2 separate regions of the Homo sapiens genome follow, and region 2 is linked to region 1. The links are chromatin loops, found by intact Hi-C in ENCODE. Cell type or tissue: endothelial cell of umbilical vein. All regions are shown on one strand. Links, peaks and the distances in the headings refer to the core of each region. The heading gives the core; the rest is flanking DNA. Region 1 has its middle 28 kb from the start of CFAP299. Region 2 overlaps LOC124900725 (a long non-coding RNA gene).

Region 1 (9,343 bases), core at 353-8,352:
CACCAATCGACACTCTGTATCTAGCTACTCTGGTGGGGACTTGGAGAACCTTTATGTCTAGCTAAGGGATTGTAAGTACACCAATCAGCACTCTGTATCTAGCTCAAGGTTTGTAAACACACCAATCAGCACCCTGTGTCTAGCTCAGGGTTTGTGAATGCACCAATCGACACTCTGTATCTAGCTACTGTAGTGGGGACGTGGAGAACTTCTGTGTCTAGCTCAGGGATTGTAAACGCACCAATCAGCACCCTGTCAAAATGGACCAATCAGCTCTCTGTAAAACAGACCAATCGGCTCTCTGTAAAATGGACCAATCAGCAGGATGTGGGTGGGGGCCAGATAAGGGAATAAAAGCAGGTTGCCCGAGCCAGCAGTGACAACCCACTTGGGTCCCATTCCACAGTGTGGGAGCTTTGTTCTTTTGGTATTTACAATAAATCCTCCTGCTGCTCAGTCTTTGGGTCGACTTTGCATTTATGAGCTGACACACTCACCACGAAGGTCTGCTTTTTCACTCCTGATCCAACGAGACTACGAACCCACCAGGAGAAAGAAACTCTGAGCACATCCCAACGTCAGAAGGAACAAACTCTGGACACGCCGCTTTTAAGAACTGTAACACTCACTGCGAGGGTCCGCGGCTTCATTCTTGAAGTCAGTGAGACCAAGAACCCTCCAATTCCGGACACAGTATGTCCTCCTTACTATGCTCAATTGACTGAGTTGACAATTGCTTGACGCATGCTTCATTTTATCTTGTGGGTCATATATACATTATTAAATAATATCAGTTTCAAATTAGACTCAGCAGCAATTAAAAATTATATTAACATAACCATTTTAAATATAATTTCAAGAAGCCATGCATTTTGTTGACAGCTAGTATTTACCATACTATTTGCAGGTATATAAAAATGACTAGAGAAGTCTTATTCTTTCTCTGGTTGTTCCATGTGTTTTATATTATTGGTTGTGTAAGTTCTCTAAAGCTGGGAGCCATTTGTGTTTAGTGCTCTATAAAGGAAGGAACTGAGACCGGCAATAGAAATTTATTCTTCAACTTAGCTCTGCCACAAATTAACTGGAAGAGCTTGGACATCTTATTGGGGTTTGACCTGATAAATTGTAAAGTTTCTCAGCAATGAGATCTGGGTTTTCGGCTGCTTCCCCTCTAACTCGGTTTCCGAATTGGATATGTTTAGGACTGAACTGTCTGTTCAGACTGTAAATGTTATCATGTAGAACTCTGTTCTTTCACCATAATTCCCCAGGCCTCTGTAAACTCCTTTTAGAAAGAAAGGTGTATAGATATGAATAAGAGAAAGTCTTCTCTTAGAACACACAGTCAAACATGCTGGTGTAAGGTCTTTTAACATCATTCCACTCTGGGGTAGAAAGAATAAATGAGATTATTTTACCTTAGAGGTAATCAAAAACATTAAACTCTCCTATGAGGTTTAAATCTTACCTTCAGCTTGACTCTCCCAAGATAGAGCATACTCCCACCAATCTCTGATACAGAAGCTCACTTCTTTCCTAAGACTTTTATTCTTTCTCAGAATAAATTCTTTTCAAATGAAAAGAGAGAGAAGGAAAAAAACCAAACAATTGTAAACACAAACTTGACAACAAACCAAGACAAAGATAGAAATGTATACACAAAGACGTAAGAAGTTGGAATAAATTGCTGCTAAGGCAGTATCCAAATATAAGGTTTTATAAAATACATAAACTTACTCATTAGTTTTAACCATGTTGGCTGACCAGCTGCTAAATTAATTATAAATTAAGACATTTGATTAAAAGCCCACTAAAGTGGGAAACGATGGTAATAGCCCTTATAATAACTGACCTTAAGGTGCGCTTAAATATTTCCACAATAAGCCACACATTCAGTAGTAAGGCGCTCATTCAAAAAGCATATGATCTTGTGTCTATCAGGTTTGTTAAGACTATTTTCCACGTATCTTGAGTAGAAGAAATGAGAACACTATTGTCAACAGCAACAAAATGAGCAGACTGCTGAATGCCACGAAAGATGGTTTGTTTTGTCTTCAAAATACAATTGAGGGCAAAAGAAAGGGCACTTGAGAAATGACATGCATATTTTTAGCAGAAGTTATGACCACTCATATGATTTAACAGAAAATATGTCACATCTACATAATAGCTTCATACTTGCTATTGGGCTAATTGAACTATGTACTTTTGATGCATTCCCTATTCATCTTAAAGTGTGGGTAACAGATGATGGAAGTCAACAGTCACGGCAGTTGGACACACTGGATATCTTTCTTCTATGACTCTGAGTCAGTCTTCTCAGTGGATTACTAAACACATTCCAGAAATCTCGTAAGTTACTACTGGAGAGTAGTTTAAAATGGTTTAAAATGGATATAATTAAATATGAGTAAACCTACCGCAGAGCTTGATGTCATCTTTAGGCTAATTAACACAAACTATTTACAACAGACTTTTATAAAGATTGCTTATATGTTACTACAAGTTCATAGACCTTCCCATCACAGAAGTAACCACCTCCCCAACATATTCATACAGAGAAAGGAGATATCTGCATTGTAACTGGTCTAGGTAAGGTAGATCTAGTAACTGTGGTTGTAAACTTTAACCAGAGCCAGCCTAAGATCTGGGAATCTTTAATGAATTTCATTATTGTAAAGGTTTACCAGTAGATACCTGTGGGTTTAGAAGTACTGTGATTTGGAGCAATAACTTCCAATATTTAAGATCTGATTGCCTCAACTAGGTTGTTTTTAAAAATTGCAGTGTTACCAGCTGCTCTCCATGGTGAGGGAAGAGAGATTATTCATTCCCCAAATTGTCTTTCATTTCAGGTCTGATAGACTGTTACTAAATTCTTAAAAATAAGGCTCCTTTTCTTGCTGCCTCCTAAGTTGCTCTTAACTCAGACACTAATTTTCTGTATAAGACTTTCCATGCAATGTGAACTAAATAGAAGACCTATGAAAGGATAAGACATTTCTGGATAATTTGTTCTATCTTTGCATTCATATTCAATGCCAGGTACTGTACTGAGTGCTTTCATCTTCTCTCTTCAATTCTCATGACAATGGCATGTGTATGAGTAATTTCCTCTCTTTTAGGTTGAAGAGACGGAGGTTGAATAATTGTATAAATTCCCATGGTTCACAAGGCAAAGCTCAGAATCAATTATTCTCTTCTGTCTTTTAGTTCAGTGTTAGAAGAACGGTTATTAATCACTAAGTTTTAGTTTATACAGTATGTTCATCTTTGATATGTACATTCATAGTATATTACATGGTTCAAAACCTAAATTTTTCCTCCTCTATTGAGACAGATATGAGGGTGCTCCAGGTTTAGAAAAGAAGAGCAAATGGTCAGATGTAAGTTTGGTTCACTGAGCCAAAACAAGAAAAGTGTATGAATTTATGTGCTGGTATAAATGAATGTTGCACCAAGCACTGAGGAATTACTTGACCAAATGAGAGGTTGGTTACGGAATTCAGACATTGAGTTGACTGCTTTAGTCACTCTATACTTCTAGAGGTGCCCGCTGATCTTTGGCATTTTTAATCCTTCTTACTTGTCCATTCTGATCTTTGAAAAATAACACAGAATTTTTTCCCTTAGTTACACATAGAGTTATGTCTGATGTACTTCCATATTAGGGATTGAAATCAACTTTGATGATCTTTTTCTTTCTTGACATCAGAGATTCAGAAAACAAATTGCAGAAATCAGTTGTCAGTAAACCCAGGTTCCAAATTCTGTCATCGAGATACCTTAGTGTCATTATAATTTGAGCTGATAATAGTTTAGGAGTGGTTGAGAATATTTCCCTTTTTCTTACCTGTCAAGATTCAGTTGATACATCACAGATCCCTAAAGCTATGTAGGGAACTCTCCCCTTAATTCCATCCACTTCATTTCTAAGCATCTGTAATAGTCACGGCTGGGTTCAGTGAGAGTTCTGCTTGCTAGAAGTGTGAGATCATGCCCTAAGTAATTACAGTGAGCATGCAGTGAAAATATGTGGTGAATATAATGTCAGGAAATCATGCAAATTTTATTATCATCAGTGAAGTGGTGGCTGGTGGAGAACTTGTCAGTATTTGCAACTTGAAGCCTCTAATTACTTTGATTTACATGTAGTACCATTCATAACCTTGCTTCCCTGCTGTTCCTGACAGCACTTTTGCATTTTACAAGAAAGGAATAATGCCATGTAAATAATTTAAAAACAATAAATCATTTAGAGTGGCTTTAAACCAAAACCTAATGCAGTAGCTGGCTGAGTATTTGCTACACTTGACAGGTAGCTGGCATGCAAGAATTCATCTGTGTCTAAGAGGTATTTACTTTTAAATTCAGAAATCCCAAACAGGCAGACTGAAGAAAAATGAGATCTAAGCCTTCTCCATGCCGAATAGTCCATTTCACCTTATTGAGGTGAAATGGGAAACAGGGAAATTAAATTCTACATGGGATAATTCTACTTCAAACACAGATTTGCTGAGTTATGCTAGGTAAATGACTAATTAAGGCTGATTCTGGAGCAGAGCTGGCTGAGTGTTGGAGGAATATACAAACATGCCGGAGGCGCCACCCCCACCCACGCAAGAGCTGAGGGAGAGACTGGAGAGGTTGGGAGCAGGAAGAGAGAACAGGGCCGATATATAACCAGTTTAGGAAAGGCGACACTCATTTCTCTCTGGTCATTTCTAATCACACAAGACAAGGCAGATAATGAAAATGAAAAATCCATTGAAAAACTCCTACTTTCAAAAAAAAGGTAGGATGACTTCCTTTAGCTAGAGGGAGAACCGGGGCTGGCAAGCTGCCTCCGGACAGTTGCGTTCCATGGGTGCCAAGCATGTCATTATCTCTTTTAATCCTCCCAACAATTCTCTGAGGTAGGTATGATTATCCCCTTTTATAGATAAGGACAAAACCTGAGCTAGATTAAGTAATTTGCCTGAGATCACCAGCTAGGAAGTGACTGTAAGGATTAAGTCTGAATCTGTCTGACTCATGCAGCTCTCTCTCTCCATCCCCTGCTTTGCCCTCTCTTCCAACCCGATTTCTTTCTTAACTCAATCTATAAATTCACTTACATCTGTGACATATTTTTAAGATAGTCCTATGAACATTCAGAATGATGGTGTCCCTGGGGTAAAAAGGGATTATAAAATCACCTAGTTGGGCTACATCTGAAACATCCCCTCTTTACCCTCCAGAAAGGCTCTCCTAGTTTATTCTGCCTGAATACGCTCGTGATAGGGCAATAGGCACACATGCAGCGTGTCTGACATAGGTGACAGCTCCATTTCTTCTTCAACATTGCTCCTACCCCCTAGGGTTCTTCTTCCCGAGTTCCCAGGCACCTTATTTCCCTTAGTATGTCCTTCTCTTTCAGGGGAAACCTTGCCAGGTCTGTTAAAATCCAAAAGTGTTTGTTTCTTTCTTCCAAAATACCAACATTCACATATGTATGTCCCTAGAGCAGTGGTTCTCCAACTTTCATCTGCATAAGAACCACCTGAAAGGCTTGTTAAAACACAGATTGCTGTCTTGTGAATTAAAAATTCACAATGTAATGCTTTGGTTCATAGTAGGCATTCAGTAAATGGTAGTTCATTTTTTAGTTCTAAATTTTTAATGATCCACATATTTATTGTCTGTCTGTCTTCCTTTCTTTCTTTCTCTCTTTCTTTTTCCTTCTTTCTTTCTCTCTCTGTCTCTCTCTTTCTCTCTTTCTTTCTTTCTTTTTTTCTGAGACAAAGTCTCACTCTGTCACCCAGGCTGCAGTGCAGTGCCACAATCCTGACTCATTGCAACCTCTGCCTCCTGGGTTCAGTCATTTCTCCTGCCTCAGCCTCCCGAGTAGCTGGGACTACAGGCACGTGCCACCATGCCTGGACAATTTTTGTGTTTTTAGTAGGGACGGAGTTTCACCATTTTGGCCAGGCTGGTCTTGAACTCCTGGCCTCAAGTGACTCGTCTGCCTCAGCCTCCGAAAGTGCTGGGATTACAGGCGTGAGCCACTGCACCCAGCCTGATTCACATATTTTCTTGATTTAAGCTTATCCTGACATTCCCCAGACTTTAGGTTTCAGTTCTCATTTATCAGCAGGAGTTTCCTTGGATTCATGAATTTAGAAGGAAGAAAATTAGGAGAATATTTTACCCATTTATTTATACTGTGTGAAGAAGCAAAATGTAACATACTTGCTACCCAAGTCTACATGGCATGGACAAGAGACATTGTAATGTCACCACAGTGGTGCTACATTTATATCTTTAGAGGATTATTCCTTTCAAACACTATTTGAAATGTTCTGAGGAAAAGAGGGTTATTCTGTAAGAACTAAAAGCAAATGGCAGAGTCTTGCTGGCAAAATCTGCTAGAAGGTTACTCATGCTATTGAGAGACCAGTACATTTGCTAGCCGTGAGTCACTGATGAGAAGGGAAGTAGTCAGGGACTTGGTAGAGTGAATTATCAAAGAATTTTCTCTTCCACAGAAAAAAATCATTATAGAGGAAGGAATCCAGTTGGGTTTTATCAACTGCTAAGGGTTCTTAAAGTGTGATCCCAGGACCAGCAGCAACAGCATTACTTGGGGTCTTAGAAATGCAAATTCTCTGGTCTCACCCCAGATCTTCTGAACTTCGAGCATGCGGCACAGAAATCTGTTTCAGCAATTTCTCCAGTTGATTCTGATGAGCAGGAAAGTTTGAGAACATGGTCTTAGAGCGAGTTTTCTAAATAAAGTAACAAAATGATTAGAAAGTGCATTGACCTAAGATTTGAGCTGTGAGTCTGGTCTACCATCTCTAGCAGAGTCTTTTGTAAGGACAGTTAAAACTAGCAGATGCTCAAGAAGAAAGGTCCCATAGCTCTTCTCTGGAGTGTGGGGATTCTCAGCCCTGATCGTACATTAAAATCATTGGGGCACCTAAAAGGAAATGTTTTTCTGTTTTTTACAATAATAGTAATAACAATAAAATACTTTTCCAGGCTACCTCCTAGCAATTCTTATTCCATTGTCGTAAGGTGGTGCCCCTTGTTTCCGTATTTTTGAATTCTTCAGCTGACTCTAATGTGAAGGTCTGAGTTGTGAGTTACTGTGCTAGAGATTGAGGATGGGAACATGGCGAAACTTAATATTGTGAGAGGAAGTTAGTAATATTTCCTTTAAGCATGATTTAATTACATACTAGATAATAACACCTACCATTTAGCTGAGTTATTAAAGCTCATGTCCCAATGAGGAGACTCTACAGAATGCAAACCACTGTCATTGTTCCTAGTATGAACAGGCTGTTCCTAATATGAAAGGCTGTTATGCAGCCTTTCTAGGGCTCCTGGGCATTAGAAATGTCTACCCTTAAATCAAGCTCACCACCCCCTTTGCAACTATTTTCTGAGGGGAAAATAAAAAAGTTTATGGAAAGAACTTTGGTTTCAGAGTGTGACAATCTGCACTGTGGCACCTGCCTTGCCATTAACAAGCTCCATAATGGCCAGACATGGTGGCTCACACCCATAATCTCAGCACTTTGGGAGGCTGAGGGGGGAGGATTGCTTGAGCTAGGAATTCAAGACTAGCCTGGGCAACATGGCAAGACTCCCATCTCTCTACAAAATTAAAGAAAAAAATTAGCCAGGTATGGTGATGCACACCTGTAGTCCCAGCTACTCAGGAGGCTGAGGTGGGAGGATCACATGAGCCCTGAAGGTTGAGGCTACAGTGAGCCACGTTTGTGCCACTGCACTACAGCCTACATGATGGAGCAAGACCCTGTCTCAAAAAAAAAAAAAAAAAAACCCAGAAACCAACAAAACAAAACAAAATAAAAAAACAGCTTCACAATAAGTCAAATAACATAAATGTTCTGCACCTGTTTCCTTATCTGTCTTGCTCAATAAGTTTCCTCCCAGCTCAGAAATCACAGCTTTGCTCATAGTTTCGGTTCATGGAAAGTGGCTATTTGTACATTTATGTATTATTAAGAGACCGCATAGTCCATTGCATCATAGCTCTCAATCCCCAAGTCTTAGTCCTTTGGCTTTTTCATTTATTACAGTTAAACTTTTGCTTTTTGGTAAATAAGACAGATGGTCTAAGGGAAATGCAGAAATTGGCAGAATTATGTTCATACTGCGAACTAAGAGACTCCATGTTATCTCATCCAACTGTAAAGTCACAAAGGCCACCAGGAGCAACCCACTAAGTTACCTGTAAAATCAGGTTTTCATGAAAGAAACAGAATTGTCCATAGAAAGTAAGAAGCGTCTCAGGCGGCATTTTTTTTTTTTTACACTACTGCTAGATGTGCTTCCATTTGATTTTGTGATTCTTTCTTATTATGAAGCCAATTTATAAACTTAAGACTGAGAAGGGATTGGATGCAGCACATTCCTTTCCTCTCACAAATGATGGTTGAGACAGTATGTGATTCTGAAAGGTACCATATGAAGCGTACGTATCACACAATTATTATGCTCCACCCATCATGGTTGGTTTCAACTGCTGGGTTTGGAAATCATGCAAGGATCGGATTCTAAATGGAGTACTTAGGCAGGAGATAGATACGGCCTCTGTCTTTATTACCTTGTACTTTATCCTTCTTACATTTAATGTTGTAAATATTCCTTCTGCTGTACCCTAAAAGATATTTTTCTTTTATCATATCTCTCTCTCCTTCGTTTCTTTCTTCTGTCTCTCCTACTCTAATGTATCTTCAACTATTAAGCCAGAAGATCTCATTTGAAAGTTTCATGTAGGCTTATTTTTGTTGAGGCACAGGTAAATCAATAAATGCCAATTTTTATTTACATGATTTTGACAAACTTTGATTCACATGTGTATACACACACACACACACACACACACACACACACATATTTGCTTCCTCCTTAGCAAAACCATCTTCCCTTTAACCAAAGCATGGCCTTGGAGGTAGTCACATGACCGAGTACTAGAGGATGAACCAGGAAGTATTGGACCAGAGGAAATAAGACTTCTGCTAGATAAAGATGCACAATACCTTCTAATTAGCATGACAACTGATTGTTACCAGGGAACATGGACATTTATTTAATTTCATTTAATTTCAACAAAAATTCTTTATGTAATTAGCAAATGGGACTTAAAATGGTATTTTAATTCAGTAAGTAGAGCCTACATTATACCTCTCTTATTTGGATCTATGTAGTTTGTAAGGAATCGTTTTTGGTTATAACAGCCATTTAAAACAATATATTGAAACATACTGAATTTAGAAACAGCTTTCAATAGTTATACTACAAATTGTTAGACCAAATCTTTTAA
Region 2 (9,343 bases), core at 858-8,857, 69 kb before region 1:
CTGGTTGGCTAATACGAAAAAAGCAGCCCAACACCATTGCCTTCTTTCTGCATTCCAAACAAGTTCTAGTTGAAACTGAAAGGGTGGCATCCCAGGGACCTCAGCAAGTCCCCCCTACATCCCCACCCTACCGTTAGTCAATCTTAGATTTAACAAACTGACCTCATACTACCTTTCTCACTGAACTACTTACTACGCATTGTGAGTCCACTGGAATTCTGTGCTCATGGGGCATCACAAATGCTATATATAAATGTGGCAGCAAGGAATAGTGGTGGATACTCATATTGAGATATCTCCTGTGCACACTCCTCGGCTCCATTGTACCATTAGATTTCATTTCCAAAACATAAGTTATAAATAAATTTATTTAAAATTTCAAGACGGCAATGGAAGAGCTTTAAACCTAACATGAGGTCTTTCTGAGCCTAGGACCCGTGACACTGCACAGACAGCATGCTCATGAACTTGACCCTACTTCAAAGGTTCTTGAAATCAAAGAATCAGGCCAATACTTGGCTTGCCTATGCAGTGAGACAAACCCGTTCTGCTTTGTGTTACTTCTTCTCTTCTTCCCTTATTCTTTCAAGAAGCTTTTATCCAGAAACTCTTCCTTCACATCTGACACTAACTTTCTACTGCTAGTTTCCACTGCTTACTGACCTTTTATTTTATATTGCCGTGTTTTAATTTTACTTAATTTCTCTTTAGCATTATTATTCACCAGTCATATGAACTGTATGAAGCAGTCTATCACACTTTCCAATCTTTTCAAAAGTATTTATTAACATTGTACATTACAACAAAACTATTGCTTGTCTGTTTTGTATTATTCTTTCTGAAATATGTCCTACAAATACAAGTTATTTCTGCATAAGTTTTTAACCCAGAATAAATCTAATACACTTTCATGTTGGGTGGGTGATTGTCTCCTTATAAAAGTAACAGTAGTAAATGTTTTGCCTCTTGAAACTTTGATAAACATTTCTTTGCTTTCCATTTTATAGCGCTTTCACAGTGCTCACCAAACTTCCTGTTTTTTCCCTGAATATGCAGGAACTGAATTTTCTTTCTTCAGCTGTATTTTATCATTTAACATTCTTGTTTAGTTGAAGTATCAGTAATGAACAACTGCAATGACTCATTTCAGGAGAAATATGAATAATAATAACGTTTAAATTTCTTTAGTGCTTTATAGTTACCAAAACATTTCACATATATTTCAAAATTTGATCTTCATGGCAACCCTGGAACTGATCTACAAATATTTTTTAGTCTTAAAATTAATAAATAATACATTAAATAGCATATTAACATGTTCATTTCTTCCATCTTAAGGTTTAAACATTTATTAGAACTTCTTTGGAAATTATACCTTAGTTTCCCCTCTAAAAGCCTCTAACGGGGAATATCAAACCTTCATGGTAAAGAAATAAAATAGTCATTTTGGAGTCATTACAGCCAGTTGAGTTGGTAGCTGACTGCAGCTAGTCACAATCTATAATCACAACTAACTTTAAAATAAATGATTCTTTATTACAATATATTTTTAATTTGCCCTGTGTTCTATACTAGGTTAATGTAGAGCATAGGAAAAAAGGAGGCTGAGTAATTAGGTCCAGTTCTTTTGTAGAGGCCTCTGGTGCTAAGCAGACTTAGCATTTTGATGTTATAAAACACAAAACCAAAAATATCACAAAACCAAACCCAAGCCCCACTTTTTTTTTTTTTTTTTTTTTTTTTTTTTTGAGACAGGCTGGAGTGCAGTGGCATGATCGTGGCTCACTGCAGCTTTGACGTCCCGGGCTCAAGCAATCCTCCTGCCTCAGCCTTCCAAATAGCTGGGACCACAGGCACATACCACCATGTCCGACTAACTATTTTTTTTTTTTTATTTTTTGTAGAAACAGGGTCTCTCTATGTTGCCCAGGCTGGTCTCAAACTCCTGGACTCAAGCAATCATCCTGCCGCAGCATCCCAAAGTGCTGGAATTACACCTGTAATTCCAGATGTACAGTCAGCCCCAATTTTCTTGAAAATATTTTATATACTACCTTCCTTCAAAATTTAAATTACATATACTCATTCTTGAAATCAGAATTACTGTAAAATATTTTTTCTTACTACCGCAAAATCCAAGGAGAATTTGGAGAACAGTTCAAACTTAACTTCTAGTCAAGTGAATCAACATTCCCTGTTTACATAGTAGAATAGCTCACAGAATTCTAAACATAGTTGTATTCTGACTGTGTCACCTGTTGACCTTTCTTGGAAATTATTTTCATATAACATAACATATCTATAATTACATGATACATAATATATAAATATGTCCTTATACTTAAATAATTTGTTAGATCCTCAGCTATCTATTCTTAGGTAAATTTTAACAAAGATTCACTGCTTGCTGCCTTCTTTAAATTTTATTCTGATGACCAATTTCTATTTTAAATTCAGATTTATTTTCCTTCTGCTAACTTTCCATAACTTTAGCTGGGACACACCAATAGCTGGAATACTTTTTAAAACCCATCTTCCTCTCTCTGTGGTTTCATTTTCCTTCCTTTTCCTCTCTCAGGTGTTCAATTTCTCTACTCTCAGGTCCTTCCATACCCTCTCCCTCCCTGCTCTTTCCTTCCAGTTGGTATAGCTGACTGGGAGTCATCAGTTCCCAAAAAGAAGAGGGAGAAAGCACGTTCATACCCTGTACTTTTTGGCTAGTTTCCTGTTGTTGCTCCTTTTCTACTTCTCTCCACCCTGTCAACCCCACCTTTTTTCCACCTCCAAACCCCCTACCTTCCTGTCTGTGACTGTTAACTCCTTTTCCAGCACATTCTCTCTATTATTGCCCCCATTATTAATTTCTCATAACTGCTACTGGAATTTTTTAAATCATTATTGAGTTATTTTTCCATGTGGTACTCTTAATGTTACAGCTTAAGAATAAAGGCTAAAAGATACAATTATTGTTAAAAAGAAGAAACATCAGATATTAAACTCACTGAGTAAAGGTCACACTGACCATTAATACTGGGGCTTAGGTGGGAGACTGGCAACCTCAGCCCCAGGCAGTTCCAAAACTTTTATACTTCTTGAATATTAAGAGTCATGATGGTGGATTCTGGCTTTCTACTGCCAAAATGCACACTAGAAGGAAGTGTTCTGCTTTTGGTGTGACGCCAATAATGTGTAAGATAACTATGCATTGGCCGGGCGCAGTGGCTCACCCCTGAAATCCCAGCACTTTGGGAGGCCGAGGTGGGCAGACCATGAGGTCAGGAGCTTGAGACCAGCTTGGCTAACATAGTGAAAGCCTGTCTCTACCAAAAATATTAAAAAGTTAGCCGGGTGTGGTGGTGCACACCTGTAATCCCAGCTACTAGGGAGGCTGAGGCAGCAGAATCACTTGAACCCAGGAGGCAAAAGTTGCAGTGAGCCAAGATGGTGCCACTGAACTCCAGCCTGGATGACAGAACAAGACTCCGTCCCAAAAAACAAACAAACAAACAAACAAAAAACTATGCATTCATGGAAGAAACAATTCTTCTTCTGTTCTATCCAATATTTGTGGAAATTGTTAATGTCTTAAGAAGCATGTCTGTTGCAAGCCTAAAGATGCCTTGAGGATGTATATTCTTGCTTTAATTCACACAGAGATAAAGACATCTTATACTTTATTCTCCTGGCCTCCCATGAAAATTGTTCACAAGAAAAATTCACTAGCATGTCATTAAAAATGATTAATTCAAAAAGAAGAACTTGAAGGACATGTCTTCAAGTACCTGAAGTGTTATTAAATGGAGTAGCAATTAAATAAATAATTAGACTTATTTCCAGACTACAGTAATAGGACCAAAAGTAAAAGAATATTTTTACTGCTATAAGGAAAATGGGGGAGAATTTTGCCTAGTTGTACATGTTTCCCTATCTTTAGGTTATATCCTTTTTTCTATGGCTTAGCTACTCTAGGGGAAAGGAGTCTTTTCTCCGTTCTAGGGGAGATCCTATCATAAAGTCCTTCAGATCTGGCCTGATAGCTTAAATAGAACTTAAAGAAATTTATTAAACCTTCTATCACAGTAGTTTTTAACTAGGGGTAATTTTGTTCACAGAAGACATTTGGCAGTTTCTGGAAACATTTTTGGTAGTCACAATTTGGGGTGCAGTGCTACTAGGCAGAAGCCAGAGATGCTGCTAAACATCCTGCAAGGCACAGGATGGTACCCCACAACAAAAAAATTTTCATTTCTAAATGTCAACAGTGCTGAGGATGAGATACCCTGGTTTATCAAGACAATGTCCTGGTTAATTAATCCTGCTGCCTAATCCCATTTTGCATGTTAGAAACCAAATACAGTGATCTCTGTTTATCCATGGACGATATGTTCCAAGATCCCCAGTGGATGCCTGACACTGCAGATAATACTTAACCTTGTATATGCTACATTGTTTTTTCCTATACAAATATACCTATGATAAAGTTTAATTTATAAATTAAGCACATTAAGAGATTAACAACCACTGGTTGGCATATACTTGGCTTCTCTTTGACATATTTGAATTGCCAACATCACTACTCTCATGCTTTGGCGCCATTATTAAATAAAATAAGAGTTATTCAAACACAAGCACCAAGTGATTAAGGGTAGATAGCATGTACAGAGCGCATGCTGGACAAAATGATGATTCACTTTCCGGGCAGGATGGAGCAGGAAGGCATGGGATTCATCACACTGCTTGGAATGGCATACAATTGAAAACTTATGAATTACTTATTCTGGAATTTTGCATTTACTATTTTTGGACCAGGACTGACCATGAGTAACTGAAACTGGGGAAAGCAAAACCATGGACGAGGCGGGGGGACAGCTGTATTACTTCATTCTTTCTCTCGTCTTTTCTATAAATCCTTACCATTGCTTCCCATACTCAGGCAGTTGGATATTTTGGGCAAGCTTGAGGAACGGCTCACAGAAATAAATGAGAAAAGTGTATTTACAATTTTCCAAATTTGGTCCTTGTTAGAAATGTCTCACCATTAGAAATAGTGACAAATAGGTTGTTAATATGGCTGAATAAGAGCTTGAGCTATTAATTTAGATTCCTTTAGCCCTATATTTCCTCTTTCCATGATCTCCATCCAAGCAAGTGGCTGACTCTTCACTTTATTGAGTTAGAGAAACTATATGGTTGTGTAGAAACAAGAGCAGCATACAATATTTTTGGGATTTGTAGTTAAAACCCTAACACTTAGAAGAAGTTAGAGGGTTTGTGGATGAAGACAATGGGACAAGGGGATTCCCAGATATCAGCAGGGTACTTAAAGACTCAACAGCAGAAACTAAAAAAACAACACACAAAGTAACTTCCACCCACAAACTAAAAGAACAACCTCTGACATTGTAGGAGTGTTTGGTCAGGAGGCAAATATATGAAGAAAGAAATATCTTGGGGCTGTAAAACTCTGGTAGGTTTGTCAGAGAGGAAAAATACTTAGAGAACAGTGTCTGGCACATTCCTACTGCAGATACAGCACACACATAGCAGAGGTTTAACAATTGTTAAGGAATAGTTTAGGACAACAATAATCATTCCAGTGGCAATCAATATTAACAAATGGCTAATAATCGAGGTCCCCTAAATTACCTTAAGCTTGCCCCAAACCTGGAGGGAGGGATGGAAAACCAAGAGAGACTGATATTTGGTCAATCTGACATAATGAAGAATTAGAGAACAATGAACATTGAGTTTACATCTCTGCTTCTTCATTATGTTGGATTAGCAAAAATTATATTAATGAGTCACTCTTAGGTTTTCCATTCCTCCCTCCAGGTTTACTCGATTGTAAAATTTTAAAAATTACATTGCTCACACCTGTAGATTTGGAAATTCTTATTCCTTACAAGAGAGTTGTACTTAGTTTCCCACTAGTGAAAAGCGTTTAAGGAAAAAGCATATTTCCCCAACCATTCACAATTTCACCTGCACACAATCTGTTTAAAATTATATTTTTCAACCTGCGAAGCATCGTCTATTAGTGGCTTGTGAAATCAAATCAGTAACTTAAAACATTTTACAGAGAATAGTTCAGATGAAAAAAGAAAACAGAATATATCAAATGTATGACACATGCCTAACTTAAGTATTACTTGGTGAAAGTGTGTACTGGAAGCCACATACAATGTACTGCTTAAAGCAAACTGTTTTAAAGACACTGTTTCAGGAAACCATTAGGACTCATCCCATCATGCCCTACATTCCAATTTACTACATCATCATAAGAAGTCTCTCATCTCCACATAATTCTGAGCATTTTCTCATCTAACCCTTGTTTTCCCCTTCTTCCCTCTCATTTTCCACTGTGCCTTCCGGAACTCACTTCCTCATGAGAAAAATCCATTATATCTTCAATGGCGTTTAAAAATGCCCCTTTATCGTCTTGTCCTAACTTAATCCTTGCTCTGCCTCAATGATCATGCTTCCCCTACAGACCTCTCAAGTCACAGCTGTTTCTCTCATGCTCCTTATGCAATTTAGGCCAGAAGTGGGGTAAGTATTCTTCCAGACTACTGTCCCTCACTTCTTCCTAAAACCCCCAACTTCAGACCTCTTGCCATCAGATTTTACCACTTGCTACCTTCCTTCTTGGGGACAATACAGATGCTCAGATCTCCTTATTTCTTACAATTATTATTTCCTGTTTCTCTCTCTCCCTCATTATTTCTGTTCTTTCTCTTCATAATTATTTCCATATCCATATTGTATATCCTTCAGTATGATTGCCTCTCAGTTTTTTCAATCTGCTTTCCTCTGATGAGCTTGTCCTCCACCCACAACCATAGATACAATGCCTTAAGCATACTGACTGGTTTTTACTTTAAATTCATTACCATTACCTTTAGCTCTCTGGCAATCCAACTGTATCTCCCTAGACTATTCACCCTCCCACTCTCCTAGATGCTGCTCTTCTCCTCTCCAATCTCCAGTGCATTTTTTCCATTCTCATTCTCAAATGAAACAGAAACAATCAGAAGTAATTTCATATATTCCCACTACTCCATCTTCAAGGTTACCAGTATCCATGACCATTTCCCTGCTTTTCCTCCTGATATGATAGACAGACTCTCTGTACCTTTACCTAAGAGCAAGTCATACACACGTGTTTCTCAACCAGGAGTGATTTTTTCCCTCAAAGGGCAAACGTCTAGATACATTTTTGGTTGTTACAACTCAATGAGAGGGAGCAGGTGATTATGGCATTTAGTAGGTAGAGGGCAGAGATGCTGCTAAACATCCTACAATATACAGAAGAGCCCCCTCAACAAAGAATTGTCTGGTCGAGGGTCCAGGAAGTCAGTAGTGCCAAGGCAAAGAAACCCTGTACTGAAACCTGCCCCTCCCCAGCACCTCTCCCCTTCCTCCTTTACATCCCCAAGTTTTCTTCTTATCGAATCATTTCTACCTTCATACAATTGTACTGTTGATATTTCCTATTTTAAAAATATTTTTCTCATTGCCATATTTCCTTCTAGCTACCTCCTGCCTTTCTCTGATCCCCATAAACAACAAAATTCATGAATGAGTGAGAGAATTTTCTGCTCTAGAAATCACCAAATCTTTTCTTCCTGCTCTCTCTTGAGCTCAGAGAGTTCAACCAAACTTTCTCATCACTCACAATAATAGTATGTCATGTTGTCAAATTTAATGGTCAGTTCTTCTCATCTGACAAGTATTAACATTTAGCATGATTGATCACTTCCTGCTTCTTGAAATAATTTCTTCTCTTGGTTGCTGGCCACCTCTCTCAGTTTGTCTCTTACCTCACTGGCTGGGGATTTTCAGTGTCTTGCTTTCATTTTATTCATGGCTTAACTTTAAAATATTTTGATCTCTTTTCTAACTATACTAGTTTCCTGGGTGACCTCATCTAGTCTCATGGCTTTAAATTTCATCTATATGCTGATGGCTTCTGAATTTATATTTCTAGGATCAACTTCTCTCTAACTCCAGACTTTTATAATCAACACCTATTTAACATTGTCACGTGTTTACCTAATAGATAGCCAAAACAGAACTCCTAATTTTATCCCCCAGACCTATTCTTACAGCAATCTGTCCTTTCTAAGTTAATGGACCCATTCTGCAAAGTAGCTTAATTCAAAACACTTGGTGTCATTCCTATCTTCCTCTGTTTCTTTTGTACTGTACACTTTCTATCTATCAGCCACTCCTGCTGCTCTGTCTTCAACATGTATCCAATATCCAACCTTTCAATCCCCTCCAATGCAAATGCGTCAGTCAAAGCTGCATTCTCTTAGGACTGGATTATTTCAATAGTTTCCTAATAGTACTTCTGGCTTTCACCCTTGTGTCCTGTACAGTCTATCCTCTACCCAACTCCAGAGAGATCATTTTGAAAATTAATTCAGACCATGTAATTTTGCTCAGAACCCTTCATTGGCTTCCCTTATCTTTCAGAATAAAATTTGCAATCCTTGCCATTATCTATAAGATCACACATGATAATGATCACTGTTTCCTTTGACCTCTTCTTGTACCAGTCTTGTTCTCTCTCACTCTTTGCCAATCACATTGGCTTCCTTGTTCTTTCTGGACTACATCAAGCATGTTTTTTTTTTTTTTTTTTTTCCCAGAACATTTTTTCTCTCCATAGCTGTGCAACTTGCTTCCTCACTTTCCATTTTTCTGTTGAATGGCAATTTATTAAAAATGCCTCCCTTGACCACCAGTTGTTATTTAACAACACTTCCTCCTCCCACCTGATATCTCCATCCTGCTTACTATGAAAAATATTCTATTCTATTCTATTCTATTCTATTCTATTCTATTCTATTCTATTCTATTCTATTAAGACAGGGTCTTGCTATGTCACCCAGGCTGAGTTCAGGGACACGGTCATGGCTCACTGCAGCCTCAACCGTCTGGGTTCAAGCAACCCTCCCACTTCAGCCTCTCAAGTAGCTGAGACTACAGGCATGTGCCACCATGCCTGGCTATTTTTTTTTATTTTTTATAGAGACGGGGCCATGCTATGTTGCCCAGCTGGTCTTGAACTCCTGCATACAAGCAGTCCTCCTGCCTGGGCCTCACAAAGGGCTGGGATTACAGACGTGAGCCACTGTGCCAGGCCAAATTTTTTTTAAGTGGTTCATTTATCATTTGCCTCGCTCTATTGGAATTTAGTTCATAAAGGTCATGGTTGTTTTGTTGTTATTGTTATTTATTATCAAATCTCTAGCACCCAGAATCATACCTGGGTACTATTATTTTAGTAAACACTTTTAATACATTTAAAAAATTTTGTCATTACAAGTTGAAAACT

Evidence for each region. Peaks named below come from ENCODE experiments on the same cell type or tissue, not always from the same donor. Only the 100,000 strongest peaks of a DNase experiment are listed, where the experiment ranks them.
Region 2: it touches region 1 in a loop (2.5-fold over the local background); 3 of 110 quality-filtered maps call a loop at or near these places.

What each region holds. Positions count from the first base shown.
Region 1 is chr4:80,303,353-80,312,695 of GRCh38, forward strand. No RefSeq gene overlaps it. Among named protein-coding and RNA genes, the nearest start is that of CFAP299, 28 kb to the right of the region's middle. In endothelial cell of umbilical vein, for the core only: no CTCF peak of the experiment used is centred there; no DNase peak of the experiment used is centred there; H3K27ac peaks cover 1,608 bases.
Region 2 is chr4:80,233,437-80,242,779 of GRCh38, forward strand. The region is part of intron 1 of LOC124900725 (a long non-coding RNA gene); the gene reads left to right. Among named protein-coding and RNA genes, the nearest start is that of FGF5, 29 kb to the right of the region's middle. In endothelial cell of umbilical vein, for the core only: no CTCF peak of the experiment used is centred there; a DNase peak (open chromatin) is centred at 4,715; H3K27ac peaks cover 3,003 bases.